Linked DNA regions of Homo sapiens: region 2 is linked to region 1. A link is a contact called in ENCODE Hi-C or POLR2A ChIA-PET data. All regions are on one chromosome and are shown on one strand. Each heading gives the region's core, a stretch centred on a gene start or an enhancer-like site at or near the end of the contact. The rest is flanking DNA. Distances are from core to core; before and after follow the strand shown. Region 1 overlaps TRAF6 (TNF receptor associated factor 6). Region 2 overlaps PRR5L (proline rich 5 like).

Region 1 (6,926 bases), core at 1,562-4,061:
GGGAGCTGACTGCTAAAATGGAAACTCAGAGTATGTATGTAAGTGAGCTCAAACGAACCATTCGAACCCTTGAGGACAAAGTTGCTGAAATCGAAGCACAGCAGTGCAATGGAATTTATATTTGGAAGATTGGCAACTTTGGAATGCATTTGAAATGTCAAGAAGAGGAGAAACCTGTTGTGATTCATAGCCCTGGATTCTACACTGGCAAACCCGGGTACAAACTGTGCATGCGCTTGCACCTTCAGTTACCGACTGCTCAGCGCTGTGCAAACTATATATCCCTTTTTGTCCACACAATGCAAGGAGAATATGACAGCCACCTCCCTTGGCCCTTCCAGGGTACAATACGCCTTACAATTCTTGATCAGTCTGAAGCACCTGTAAGGCAAAACCACGAAGAGATAATGGATGCCAAACCAGAGCTGCTTGCTTTCCAGCGACCCACAATCCCACGGAACCCAAAAGGTTTTGGCTATGTAACTTTTATGCATCTGGAAGCCCTAAGACAAAGAACTTTCATTAAGGATGACACATTATTAGTGCGCTGTGAGGTCTCCACCCGCTTTGACATGGGTAGCCTTCGGAGGGAGGGTTTTCAGCCACGAAGTACTGATGCAGGGGTATAGCTTGCCCTCACTTGCTCAAAAACAACTACCTGGAGAAAACAGTGCCTTTCCTTGCCCTGTTCTCAATAACATGCAAACAAACAAGCCACGGGAAATATGTAATATCTACTAGTGAGTGTTGTTAGAGAGGTCACTTACTATTTCTTCCTGTTACAAATGATCTGAGGCAGTTTTTTCCTGGGAATCCACACGTTCCATGCTTTTTCAGAAATGTTAGGCCTGAAGTGCCTGTGGCATGTTGCAGCAGCTATTTTGCCAGTTAGTATACCTCTTTGTTGTACTTTCTTGGGCTTTTGCTCTGGTGTATTTTATTGTCAGAAAGTCCAGACTCAAGAGTACTAAACTTTTAATAATAATGGATTTTCCTTAAAACTTCAGTCTTTTTGTAGTATTATATGTAATATATTAAAAGTGAAAATCACTACCGCCTTGTGCTAGTGCCCTCGAGAAGAGTTATTGCTCTAGAAAGTTGAGTTCTCATTTTTTTAACCTGTTATAGATTTCAGAGGATTTGAACCATAATCCTTGGAAAACTTAAGTTCTCATTCACCCCAGTTTTTCCTCCAGGTTGTTACTAAGGATATTCAGGGATGAGTTTAAACCCTAAATATAACCTTAATTATTTAGTGTAAACATGTCTGTTGAATAATACTTGTTTAAGTGTTCCTTCTGCCTTGCTTACTTATTTCCTTGAGGTTACGAAGTAGCATCTTCCCCAGAGTTTATAATGCTGAGAACCACGTGGATACCAACTGCTCATTGTTATGCTATGTAACCCTTTTTGTCTATTCAGTGCAGAGTGAATTTCACAGCTCTGCATATGTCTTCATTTGTTTAATGCTTACAAGACAGGAGATGCACACATACAATCAGCAACATAAAAATTAAAAGTGACCCAAGTAGTCAGCGCATGTGGCATCTCATTGGTGGTGACAGAAGCTATGTGAGCCAGAAGTTTTCAGCTCTTTTGAATACCCTCTGGTTTATTTCGATTAAAAAGAACAAAATTGATTTCCTAAAATCAGAATTTTTTAAAACTTGGGAGATGATTGGAGATACCTAGGAGGTCACCAAACTAGGATTAGAAGTCACAGTGGTTGTATCACAACTTAGCTTGAGTATGTTGCTGTAGCCTAACAACTGCAGGTTCTGAGAAGGATCCTGTAGAATCCTGGAAGTAACCAGATTTTCCTAATAGGGAGATGATTTTTTTGTGTGCCATCATGTATTTGTTAAAGGCCTATATATAGATATAAAATATCGTGGAATCTAGTTCTCAGGGAGACCCGCAACTAGTATAAGCTTATAAAGGATCTAAAGATCCATCCACCATTTAAAGTTGTCTGGTAATGAGAGATGACATTGTATCCCCCAGAGAGGCCAAATCAGAGTCGCCAGCCAGCGTTCTAGATCAGCCTTAATTTCAAGAGAAAGCCAAGGACCTCATCTGCAGGGGAGTGTGGTTTTCAGCCCCAGCGAGTGTCACTTTGAACTTTCCCTTTGCTTTTTTCTCTCTTCTCCCTCCCCACCCACCCTTAGGCTCCTGATCTGGTGAGTTTGTTATGGAGTGAAAATAAAAGTCAAGCAGAGACCTTGTTTCCCGTGCCACCATTAGTACCACAAGCTCATGGCTAGTTACCACATTACTTCCTGGCAGTTTGTGTCCCTCAGCTGTGCCTTCCAACCAGCGCCTGAGAATCACTGCATACCACCCTCTAGGTAGGGAAACCTACACTGCTGCTGTTCCTGTGATTATTTTACAATGAATAAATAATTGTCAAGTTCCATTTAAAAACTGAACAGTAGTATTTTTGTATTTGCGTAGAAAAAGCCTGAAGGAAATATACTAAACTTTTTGTTGGCTTATTTTCCTTTGCGCTTGCTTATATTTTTTACATTTTCTACAATAAATGTGTACTTTTATCGGAGAAAAAAATTAAATGTTGCCACAAAACATTTAATCTCCACGCCCCCAGCTCAAAAAAGGAAATGATATTTAAAAGCTTCCTGGTCAGATTTCTATTAAAAGCACTGGCTGTGCATTAGATACAAAGAGGAGTCATTTCCTGCCTTGGTGATACTATTTTTTTCTACTAACTCAAGAGTCTTTATTAAAAAAAAAAGTTGTTTTGCCTAATTTCAGCTTTTAGCAAGCTTCCCATCTGTAAAATGATTTGGACCAGATATTTCTAGAGTCCCCTCCAGCCATAACATTCTGTCTCAAATTAAGTTCCAACCAGCAGAACAATGACAATACTTAGGAAAGTATTTTGCCAGTATAAAATGTCTTTAACTTACTCTTTGCTGACACTGATACTTTCCTCTAATTTAGTGTCTATCAGCTGGGTCACATCTTAAGTAAAATGAGCAATTTTAACCCCCAACATTTGGCATTTTGTCATAAACCAGCCAGTTATTTTATGCTGGTCATTCATCTTGACTACAAAGTAGAATAGTCAAGCTGTCATTCCAAATAGAAAACTTTTTACTTCAATCAGAATTAAGCCTTAACCTGGAAAGTTGGTTTCTTCCTTACATTTTCCCAATCTCCTACTCTATTCTTAAACATGCTAGTTTCACTCAGTTGGGTATACAAGCCTTTGGGCTTTATGTTGTATGTTACTAACCACCTTTTACCATATTTATCTTTTGGCATCATTCTGGGACATTGCTAAATTAAAAAAGAAATTGTTTCCACTTTTTTCTGGAGATGTTCAACTAAAGGTTGTTTTGTTTTGTTTTTTGTTTTGAGACAGTCTCACCCTGACGCTCAGGCTGGAGTGCAGTGGTGCAACCTCGGCTCACTGCAACCTCCACCTCCCGGGCTCAAGCCATTCTCCTGCCTCAGCCTCCCAAGCAGCTGGGATTACAGGCACCCGCCACCACGCCCAGCTAATTTTTTTGTATTTTGAGTAGAGACCGGGTTTCACCATATTGGCCAGTCTCGTCTGGAACTCCTGACCTCAGATGATCCGCCCGCCTCAGCCTCCCAAAGTGCTGGGATTACAGGCATGAGCCACCACGCCCAGCGTCCAACCCACTGTTGGATGAAACTTGCTGCACGTCATACATTTTGCTGTTGGCAAACAAGTCTGAATGTTGATTTGAAGTTTGGTAGTTTATTACTATCTATTGGCAGCAAAGACTGTTTATTGGTATACTACAATATGATTTAACTTTTATTTTGGGGATAAATAGTAGAAAAAAGTGAAACAGAATGAAGGCAGGTGTTTTTTATTCTAATGATGGAATAATACAGAGATACTGGACGATCTCTAGCAGTTAATTATTGTGACCCATATAAAATTATACAGGTCACAGTATAATTCTCTATTACCGTTTTTACACCAGTAAGTCTTAGATAAACTAAGCATGCTTATGAATTATGTATACAGTTAGAATGCATTATTTTTACAGAGGAACAATTGCTTGTATGTACTAACACTGTTCTCTTGGCTTGCCTCAAGTTCTACTCATTATTTTATATAAAATACTATTAGGCTGGGCACGGTGGCTCACGCCTATAATCCCAGCACTTTGGGAGGTGGAGGCTGGCGGATTACTTGAAGCCAGGAGTTCGAGACCAGCCTGGCCAAAATGGTGAAACCCCATCTCTATAAAAATACAAAAATTAGCCAGGTGTCATGATACATGCCTGTAATCCCAGCTTCTTGGGAGGCTGAGGCACGGGAATCGCTTGAACCCGGGAAGCACAGGTTGCAGTGAGCCAAGATCATGCCACTGCACCCCCAGCCTGGGTGACAGAGTGCAACACTGTCTCACAAAACAAAACAAAAACATCAGATTCTGTTTGTGATGCCTAGTTGCTTACAACCTAAACAGTGCAATGCCTTAAGGAAATGAAAAGGAGCCATAAGTAGTCATTTATATTTTTATTTTGAAGTGTGCTTTTTCTAAACTCCCAGATTGACATGATGGACTGTAAGTTAGTTTCTCTGTTTCTGTCTTTGTGCCTGTAGAGTGTACTTGGCACTTACAAATTCCCAGTATCCAGAAAGATGATCTGATGAAATCAAATTGGATGGATCTTGGCAGACTGTGACACTCAATTACAGCCTTCACTTTCAGTCAAAAACGGACACTTGGCAAGGAGGTGCCTGGTTGTTTCACTAAATGTCACTTGTGTGTGTAATATTTTAAAGCTTTTTCCCCACAGGAAATTCGGGTCATAAAATCCTGAAAAATAATTCTAGGTGGGAAAAGCATTTTAGGAAATGAGAGATGTGGTGCTGCTTTTCTTCTCTCAGAGTGCTTTCTCAGCAGGACACTAGCCCTGCCTTTAAGATGGGGAAGTTGGGGCATGTGCCTCTGCTCTTACTGTCTGCAGCTCTGAAGGTAGGTGCTGTCCCACTCGGACAATCGCCCAAGCAGCAGTGACCATAGTTCTCTTCTATGCAAGTCCCCAGGAGAAGGTAAACTGTGTGGAATGGGGATGTGTTCTGGTTGCTGCTGAATCCCCTCTTCTTACCACAGTGCCTGGCACGTTGCACACACTCAAATACGTAATAATGAACATTTATTGAAAGCAGCAGTTGAAGCTGACCAATTTCTGGTACCTTGTCATGTAAATTTTAGATGGTAAGGCGCAGATGTTACTTTTTTTGCTTTTTTTCTTCAGCACTTGATGAAATTTCCCAAACATGCAGAAATGTTGAAAGACTTGTATAGTGAACATCTACGACCTAGAATCTGCAGTAATATTATGTTACATTTGCTTTATCACTTGATAGATGTTACTTTTAATGAGACTTCAAGTTTGGTTTCTCTAAACAAAATATTCTAAAATAACTGAACAACTTTAATCAATTTGTCTTAAGTTCTTTGGGGGAACTTGGGACATTTGCTTTGTAACTGGAATTGCAGCCCTCACGTTAAGCTAATTTTAAACTTTGCAAATTTGTTATGCTGAATTTCAGTCTTATTTATTTTGCCTGAAGGGGTATTTTTTGTAATGGATTTATTTGAAGGTCCTTGATAAATTGTGCAGAATATTCTCGTGTTCTTTTTGCACTTGATAAATTATCTAATTTCTGTGGTGAGAATGTAATTTGGGGCCTATTTTGTTTATACAAGCTTCCAGAATTATGTTCTCAGAGGGATGAAAAGGTGTAATTTAGCATATAGGTCACTAAATTAGGAGCTAAGACACATTTTCTCCTGACTGACCATGGGTCAATCAGTTTTGTCTTCGTGTCCTTTTCCTTGTAAAGTAGAAACTAGAATTTGAAATTTAAATATTAAATAATGGGTAACATTCATTAATGTATGACTCTATTAAGAAAGACACTGTGAATCCAGGGAGGATTCTCATAATTCTGTAAACTGTATGACAAGCTGTGGAATGAAATCTGACTTTTGAAAATTGAAAGACATCCAGTGGTCTTATCACAAAGCCTGCTTTTCCTCAGAACTTAACTATTGCCATGGAATTTGTAAGCAGTTATCCTAATCCATCTGGACTCTGAAAATGCATCCTTTATGAGAGGGAGTGAATGCAAAGATAAGGGTGGGGAAACACTAATCATGAAAAGAATGAAAATCAGTGTTCAGTTTTAAGAGCAGGTTGTATTGAAGGAAGGGATTAAAGGAATTATCCAGATTTGAGGTGGCACATCTTCCACCACTCCCTGCACCATCAGCATGCACGGAGCGCATAAAACAAGCCCTGCTCCTAATGGCAGTGAAACCTCGGATGGCCTCCATCAGGTCAATACAACTGAATTGCTGGGCTGACTTAAGATTGAAGGACTCCATTTTAGTAAGTAGAGAAGTGTGACCTTTCTCAACCCAGGTTGTGAATGTGGATTCACACTTATCTCAAAAAGGCACCTGGAGTTTTAACTTTATGTCATGTCTCAGTACTGGTTGCAAGGTATGACCAAAAGTGTTCCTTGAATGGCACCTTTTTGAATATTAATTTAGAAGAAAACATGCCAGACTGACATACTTACCCCCTCCGCACTGTTACTACTTCCTTACCAGCCCTATGTACTGCATCAATGTCTACAAGAAAGCACTCTTCATTAAAATGAAATATATATATTAAAATATGATAGTCCAAGTGGTTTTTGTTAGTTTGTTTTTGTTTTTGTTTGAGACGGAATCTCGCTCTGTCACCCAGGCTGGAGTGCAGTGGCGGGATCTCAGCTCACTGCAAGCTTCACCTCCCGGGTTCACGCCACTCTCCTGCCTCAGCCTCCCAAGTAGCTGAAACTACAGGCGCCCGTGACCACACCCGACTAATTTTTTTTTTTTTATTTTGTATTTTTAGTAGAG
Region 2 (6,261 bases), core at 3,012-5,511, 78 kb after region 1:
AAGGAAAAGAGAATGGAAAACTGGTTTCTGGGATACAGGGGTGGAGACTCTACTGTATACCCTTGCTATATGCGTAAAATTTTTGAACCATGTCAAAACAATCCTATTCAGAAACAAATTTTTAAGATTCTGAAGTTAATAACCACCACCAAGGTTACCGCAGCATGGCCAGAAGCCCGAGAAAGAATCGCAGGAGTAAGTCCCTACCAAGGTCATGACATCAGGAAGCAGGGTGTGTACCAGCTAACAGAGAATCCCACAAGTCCTGGGAATCCACCAATCCAGACCTGCCTCAAGCTGGTAACCCAAGAACCCTTGTTCTCAGGACTATAGAGAGTGAAGAGATGAGGAAAGGGGGCCAGGAGTCCCCAGCAGTGCTGGCTAGGCCAGCCTGTGAGCAGACTGTGGCTGAGTCATGTTACAAATCTACAATCCATGTATATACTCTGTTTATTCTGCTTGCATTGGTTTATAAGGAAAGAATGCTTCTGAAAAAAACCTCTATTCTTGTCTCAGCTGAATTGAGAGAAGGGGATTTTCCACACCTCTGTTCCGATACACCATCTCCAGTGGAACTTGGCAGACGCTTCCTCACTTAAAAGCTACCTTCCCCCCACCAAAAAAAGAGGAACTCAGAGTGGAGACCCCATTCATTAATTCTTTGAATCTTAGCCATTTACTGAAAACATAATGTTATGTGTTAGACATGGTTCTGGATGCTAGAAGAAAAGGATGAAACAGAGCTCAATGATTTCTCCTGGGCCCTATGAGAGAGTGATCTGGGCCACTCTCTTATAGGGCACAGGAGGTTCATCTTACCCAAAAGATGACAGTAAAAAATATCAAGGCATTAGACACCTAGGCCAAAATCACAATGGGACAATTCACCCTGTAGCCTGACTTACTTTTACCAATTTAATTTGTAAAGAACAAGAAAGAAGAGAAAAGCTGGAGAGAGACAGCCAAATTAAAGAGGCTGTGGTTTGTGGTTCCCTAGATGCAGGGAAGATGAAAATCCCGATTCCTAATACCTAGGCCATAAGCTCCTTTGAGGCTCAGGCCTAGAATCTGGCAGCCTTCCTTCCGCTTTTCCCACTCTATCCTAGGGTTGCTGCCCTGTCAACAGAAAAGCAATTACTTGTTAGAACAAACAATCATCATCATCATAACGAATAATAAACAAATTGCTCCTAGGATGGAACCCGGCATTTTTTTCTCCAATTAAAGTTTATTGAGCACTTGCTGGGTGCTGGACACCACTGTCAACAATGTAGGCGTTCCCACATTTAAGCCTAAAACAGAACTGTAAGCAGCAATAATATCCTCAATTTTAATATACAAGGAAACTGACCCAAGCAAGCACAGGCCAGAGATAACAAGTGTCTTGTTGAGATCAGGGAGCCCAGAGCTGCCTGGCTCTGCATCCTGGCAGCCACTTAGTAGCTGTTGTTAGCAATGACCCGGGAAAATTCACTGATTCTTCATACTTCAGTTTCCTCACCTAGAATGTGGGGAGGATAAGGATACCTACTTCACAGGATTACTGCACAAGTAAAATGGGTTAATCCTCATCAAATTGCTAGAACGCTGCCTGGCCCACAGCAAGGCTTGGCAAGCATGAGCTACTATGATTTCACCCAGGACTCTGAAGCCCTGGGTCTTGAAAACTCCAGCCCACTGCTTCTCGCATCTTCCTACAAGTATAGCCACACTAGCATTTCCTACACTGGGATTGAGGACCCAGGAGAAATTCATAAAGCAGGTAATATGTTAGGTAGGGCCAGACTAGCTGATGAAAGGATAAGAAGGTAGGAAGGTGGAGGCAGAGCTTTGGAGAAAAGAATTGCCGGGACGTGTAACTGACATGAAAGCAACCCCTCAGCCTCAGCAGCCCCCATATGCCATCTGTTTCACATATTGGACTTCCATGCCTGGTTTCATTTGAAAACAGAATTCTGCTGCTACCAACCACCACCACAAGCCACTGAGCTAGAAAAAGGGAAGCCGGGAGCTGAGGGTAATGTGAAGGGGACACTTACACGGGGCCTGACCAAAATGAGAAACTGGGCGTGAAGTTCAGCCAGAAGCCAAAAGGAGCCATAACAGGGGGAAAAAATGGGGAAGCACTGACTGGTCTACATTATCTCACCCTTTCTCCCTCCCAGGCTGACCAGCTGAGACACCACCCCAGTTGACAGGATTTCCTGTTATTACACAGACCTGCGATCTCACGCCTCACCGTCTTGTCAACTCAACTTCCCACTTCTGTGGGCTTAAAGGTAAAGGAGGCATTACTAAAAGCTGGAATCAAGCTGGTGGAGAGGCGCAGGGACAGCAGGATGGCAGCAGAGTGGGCAAGCGCGGAAGTGACAGAGGGAAATCACCTCGGATGGAGTCAGTCTGCCTTGCACACAGAGAAAGACCCAAGGTGGCAAAATCCCGCTGCTTGTCCCAACTCTCTTCCCACATGAGGTTAAAGACGATGAGGCAGCTTGCAAGAAGTGCTGCAGGTTAGCCAAGATGAGTTGGAATAACCATATCAGTAGTTAATATTTCTGCGCCATCTGGCAAGTAGGGTTTGCCCCAAGTTCTCTGGCCCTGCACCCTGGCCCTTTGGTGAGATCCGCCCAGACCGCCTCAAGATCCAGGAACAGCAGGGGTCCTCCAGAGTCCTGTGCCCAGTGCTGTAGCTGGTCAGTGCCCATCTAGCCTGACTGCTGAATGCTCTGAAATCACCCACCTCACTTCTGCAATAGGATATGTTTCAAGGAGGCAGCTTCTCTTAAGCAGGAACAGATAGAAAGGCCCCCTCCCCTTCTCTGGTCCATTCCATGGGAGCCCATGGGAGGTGGTGTCCTTGACTCAGGACATGGAGTACTCACACCCTTCGGGTGTCGGCATCCTAGTGGGTGGCAGTGGGAATAGTGAGAAACATGGAGGAAACTGACGAAGAGCATTTATTGAGCTCCTAGTTATGTGGCACACTATGCTCGGCAGTCTGCACACAGAATCTCAAATTCTCCAACAGCCTCACAGGTAGGAGTGTATCCTCATTTTGCAGATAAGATCGATGCTCAGAGCTTTGCCAGGGGCCATACATTGGTAGATCCCAACTCAAATGGAGGCCAACCTAATCAGGCAGTGGTACCCCCCATGCCACAGGGGCAGGCAGGCAAAGAAGGGAGGCAAGTGAGTGTGTACTGTAAGGACCAAGAAAGTCCCTCTAAAGCCAGCAGCCAGGCCTCAGCTCCCCTGACAGGCTCCACACCAGACCGTGAGTCCAGTGCCCAGATCTGACCTTTCCAGAGAGGCCGGAAACCTGGAGTTCTAGGTGAGATGTCCAGATTTCTAAACAACTTTTAGGCCAAACCACATGCGCCAACCCCATGGGTTTCCAATCTGCCATTTCTAACAACCCTTCTTAACCTGAAAGCCAAGTCTGTTTCTCAGCCACAGCAGGTACAAGGTAGTAACACATCATCAGGCAGAGTCACCCAGACCAAGAAGAGCCCTCATCTTAATCCCTCCAAAACTAGGCTCCTCAGAAGGGCAATGCCCCCCTTACCTCATGATCTATTCATGAACCTATGTCCAGGTACATCAAGCCCAAATCTGGATAATGCCAGCTCTGTGTGGCTCTTGCAGCCCACTTACTAAGGGTTTAAGCATGTGGGAGGCTTGGGTTCAAATCCCAGCTCAGGCACTTACTGGCTACATGACTCTGGGTGAGTTATTCCACCTCTCTGTATCTGTACTTCCTCCTTGTAAGACAGGGATACAGTATCTATCTCACAGGGTGTGGGGAGTTTTAAAAGAGTTGACACATATGAAGCACTTGGAACCTGGCATATACTAAAAGGCTAAGCAAGTGTCTGCAGTTATCATTACCTCGTGGCATCAGGCCTGGGACTGGTCTATGGCATCAGCCTGTGAGCTGGATCCAGGCTCACCTTCCTCCCGTCCCCTCCCAGCTCTTCCCCCCTACTGTGGGTCCCCCTCTCTTACAGTCAACACTCTGTTAAAGAGATGGAAAAATCGGAGGTGGATTTCCCTTTGGGTTTCAGGCAACCAACTGACTCAGAAGGAAGATATTTCAACTCAGACCTGTCAGAGATCAAACACAATTCTTGGAACCTCCTCTTTCCTTGAAAATCTCTGGGGTTTTCTTCACACCACCTCCCCCCTCCCAACAAGAACAGAAGCAGGGTGGTTGGAGAGAGAAGGAAAATGTGCGTTTCCTGTCTCAGGCCGGCTGCAGATAACTGATCTCTGGTTTCCGGAAACTTCATCTCTGAGCATTTATTTCTGCCGAGAAAAAGTCCTCCCAGGGAGTTTGAGGAGGCAGGAGGGCATGGAGTGAGTGGTGGTGGCAAGAACGTTAGATCCTCAACTGCCCTTTCTGCCTGCTCCCACTTCTGATTTCAACTTGGATATCATTTTCTCCTAGGTCTAATTGTGTGCCCATCCTCCACATGCCCCCAGCACTCCAGATTCCACCATCACCCCTCTAAAAGCGTTGCCTGAGAACTACCTGCCCAGTTCCTCTCTCATTCTGCTGTAAGATCTCCAAGACACAAACCACCTACTCAATGACCACCCCAGTATACAGCCCAGTACTGGGCAGAGCACTCCACATTTATTCAATAAATAAATCAATGAATCAATGGCCCCTGCTTCGACACACACACCCCAACACTCAAAGACTGAAAGCACTTATAAGAACATTGGCAAGCAGGTTCTTCAAAGAACCAGCAAACATCAGTCTTGCTTTTTTCACACTTTTCTAATTCTTCTCGGTTACATAAAATCAGTGGGAGAGGTGGCAGAAAAGACTGTTTAGGGAGAGTGTGCTCTTGTGTCAGCTTAGCTGCTCTTGTTCTTGGAAGGGCTCATGAAACCCAAACCTCTAACCCAGACTTTTCCTCGCTGCCAAAATGCAGCCACATCAGGGGTGAGGCTGGAGAGGGGTGTTAAAAACCGCACTAACACCCCATTGAGAATTCAAAACAAGAAGACTCCCAGAATCAGCCCGAACTCTGGCAGATGGAAATTTAGGGAAGCCAGAATTGTTGATTGGGATGCCTGGGGATTTAGCTAGAATACGTCTATTCTGAAAGGTCATTTTCTTGCCTTGAGAGATATTACAATGTGCAAGCTGTGCCTAAGGCAGTTTCAATGGGAAATATTCTGATTTATGGTTTTCATATCAATAGACCATGTGCCCTGACTTTTACATGGGACAACATTGGCCGCTATATTGAGGTGAGACGTTTCTGATGGATTTTTTTTTTTTTTGAGACAAATTCTCTCTCTGTCCCCCAGGCTGGAGTGCAGTGTGGCACGATCTTGGCTCACTGCAACCTCTGTCTCCCAGGTTCAAGCGATTCTCCTGCCTCAGCCTCCCAAAAATAGCTGGCTGGGATTACAGGCGCACACCACCACACCTGGCTAATTTTTGTATTTTTAGTAGAGTCAGGGTTTTGCCATGCTGGCCAGGCTGGTCTCAAACTCCTGACCTCAGGTGATCCACCTGCCTTGGCCTCTCAAAGTTCTGGGACTACGGGGTGAGCCACCGCACCTGGCCTGACAGATTTATTCTTAAAGGGTGGAGAAACCTGTCTTTGGATCCAATACTGTGTTTTAGAATTTGACCATCCTCAGTCCCAAGTTCTTCCTCATAATTACTTCAAAGTCTATCTGCTAACATTTAAACTAGAGTCTATTTTCAAAGACATGTCTTAAATGGAAAGGCCACTTATAATAATGACTGCATTACAAGACTCAGTTACATAAAACATCTACCTTCCTAGTCATCCTTTGCATTGGCTACTATTTAAATAAATTTGTATTTCCCAGGTACATACTAACCCTACAGATAGAAAGTGGCCAGGGTGGCTGGGATGAGTGACCCAAAGAATCTGATTTAGGCTTTGACTCCAGACTTGGATACTCCATCAAAAAGTTTATTACCATTTGGGTTCAGTAGAATGGAGAACTGAAAAAGTCATTTCCTCTTGTTCTTTTCTCTGTGGAAAGGAGAAACAGCTGGCTCTCCTTGTAAGAACTTAGCCTCACCCAAACTTCAACTCCAGGCACCACTCTTTGAGGATTCTGTCCCAGACTCTCTAGTTCAAAGTGAGCTCACCTCATCCAAACTGCTGGAGAAGTTTTTTCTGAGACAGGATCTTGCTCTGTTGCCCAGGCTGGAGTGCAGTATGCATCATCACGCCCAGCTTTTCATTTTATTTGTATTTTTTGTAG

What was found. A loop is a pair of places that touch in the nucleus more often than their neighbours do. ChIA-PET counts read pairs that join two places held with the same protein, here RNA polymerase II (POLR2A). Pooled maps may share reads with other maps.
Region 2: a pooled map shows a loop between it and region 1 (4-fold over the local background). The contact joins two enhancer-like sites. A Hi-C loop is called at or near these places in 1 of 168 maps with a recorded cell type or tissue (heart right ventricle) and 2 of 50 pooled maps. POLR2A ChIA-PET finds 5 or more read pairs at or near these places in 9 of 52 experiments (AG04449, HEK293, MCF 10A and 6 more).

Annotation. Positions count from the first base shown.
Region 1 is chr11:36,483,541-36,490,466 of GRCh38, reverse strand. TRAF6 (TNF receptor associated factor 6) reads left to right here. Exons shown (of 7, transcript NM_004620.4): 7 at 1-6,698. The coding sequence ends at 629. Among named protein-coding and RNA genes, the nearest start is that of TRAF6, 23 kb to the left of the region's middle. Within about 2 kb of position 2,811, at least 4 of the 41 ENCODE cell types and tissues checked have a DNase peak (open chromatin) inside an H3K27ac peak, as active enhancers do.
Region 2 is chr11:36,407,316-36,413,576 of GRCh38, reverse strand. All of the region lies in intron 3 of PRR5L (proline rich 5 like), which reads right to left. Among named protein-coding and RNA genes, the nearest start is that of TRAF6, 100 kb to the left of the region's middle. RefSeq lists an enhancer at 2,044-2,338. Within about 2 kb of position 4,261, at least 5 of the 41 ENCODE cell types and tissues checked have a DNase peak (open chromatin) inside an H3K27ac peak, as active enhancers do.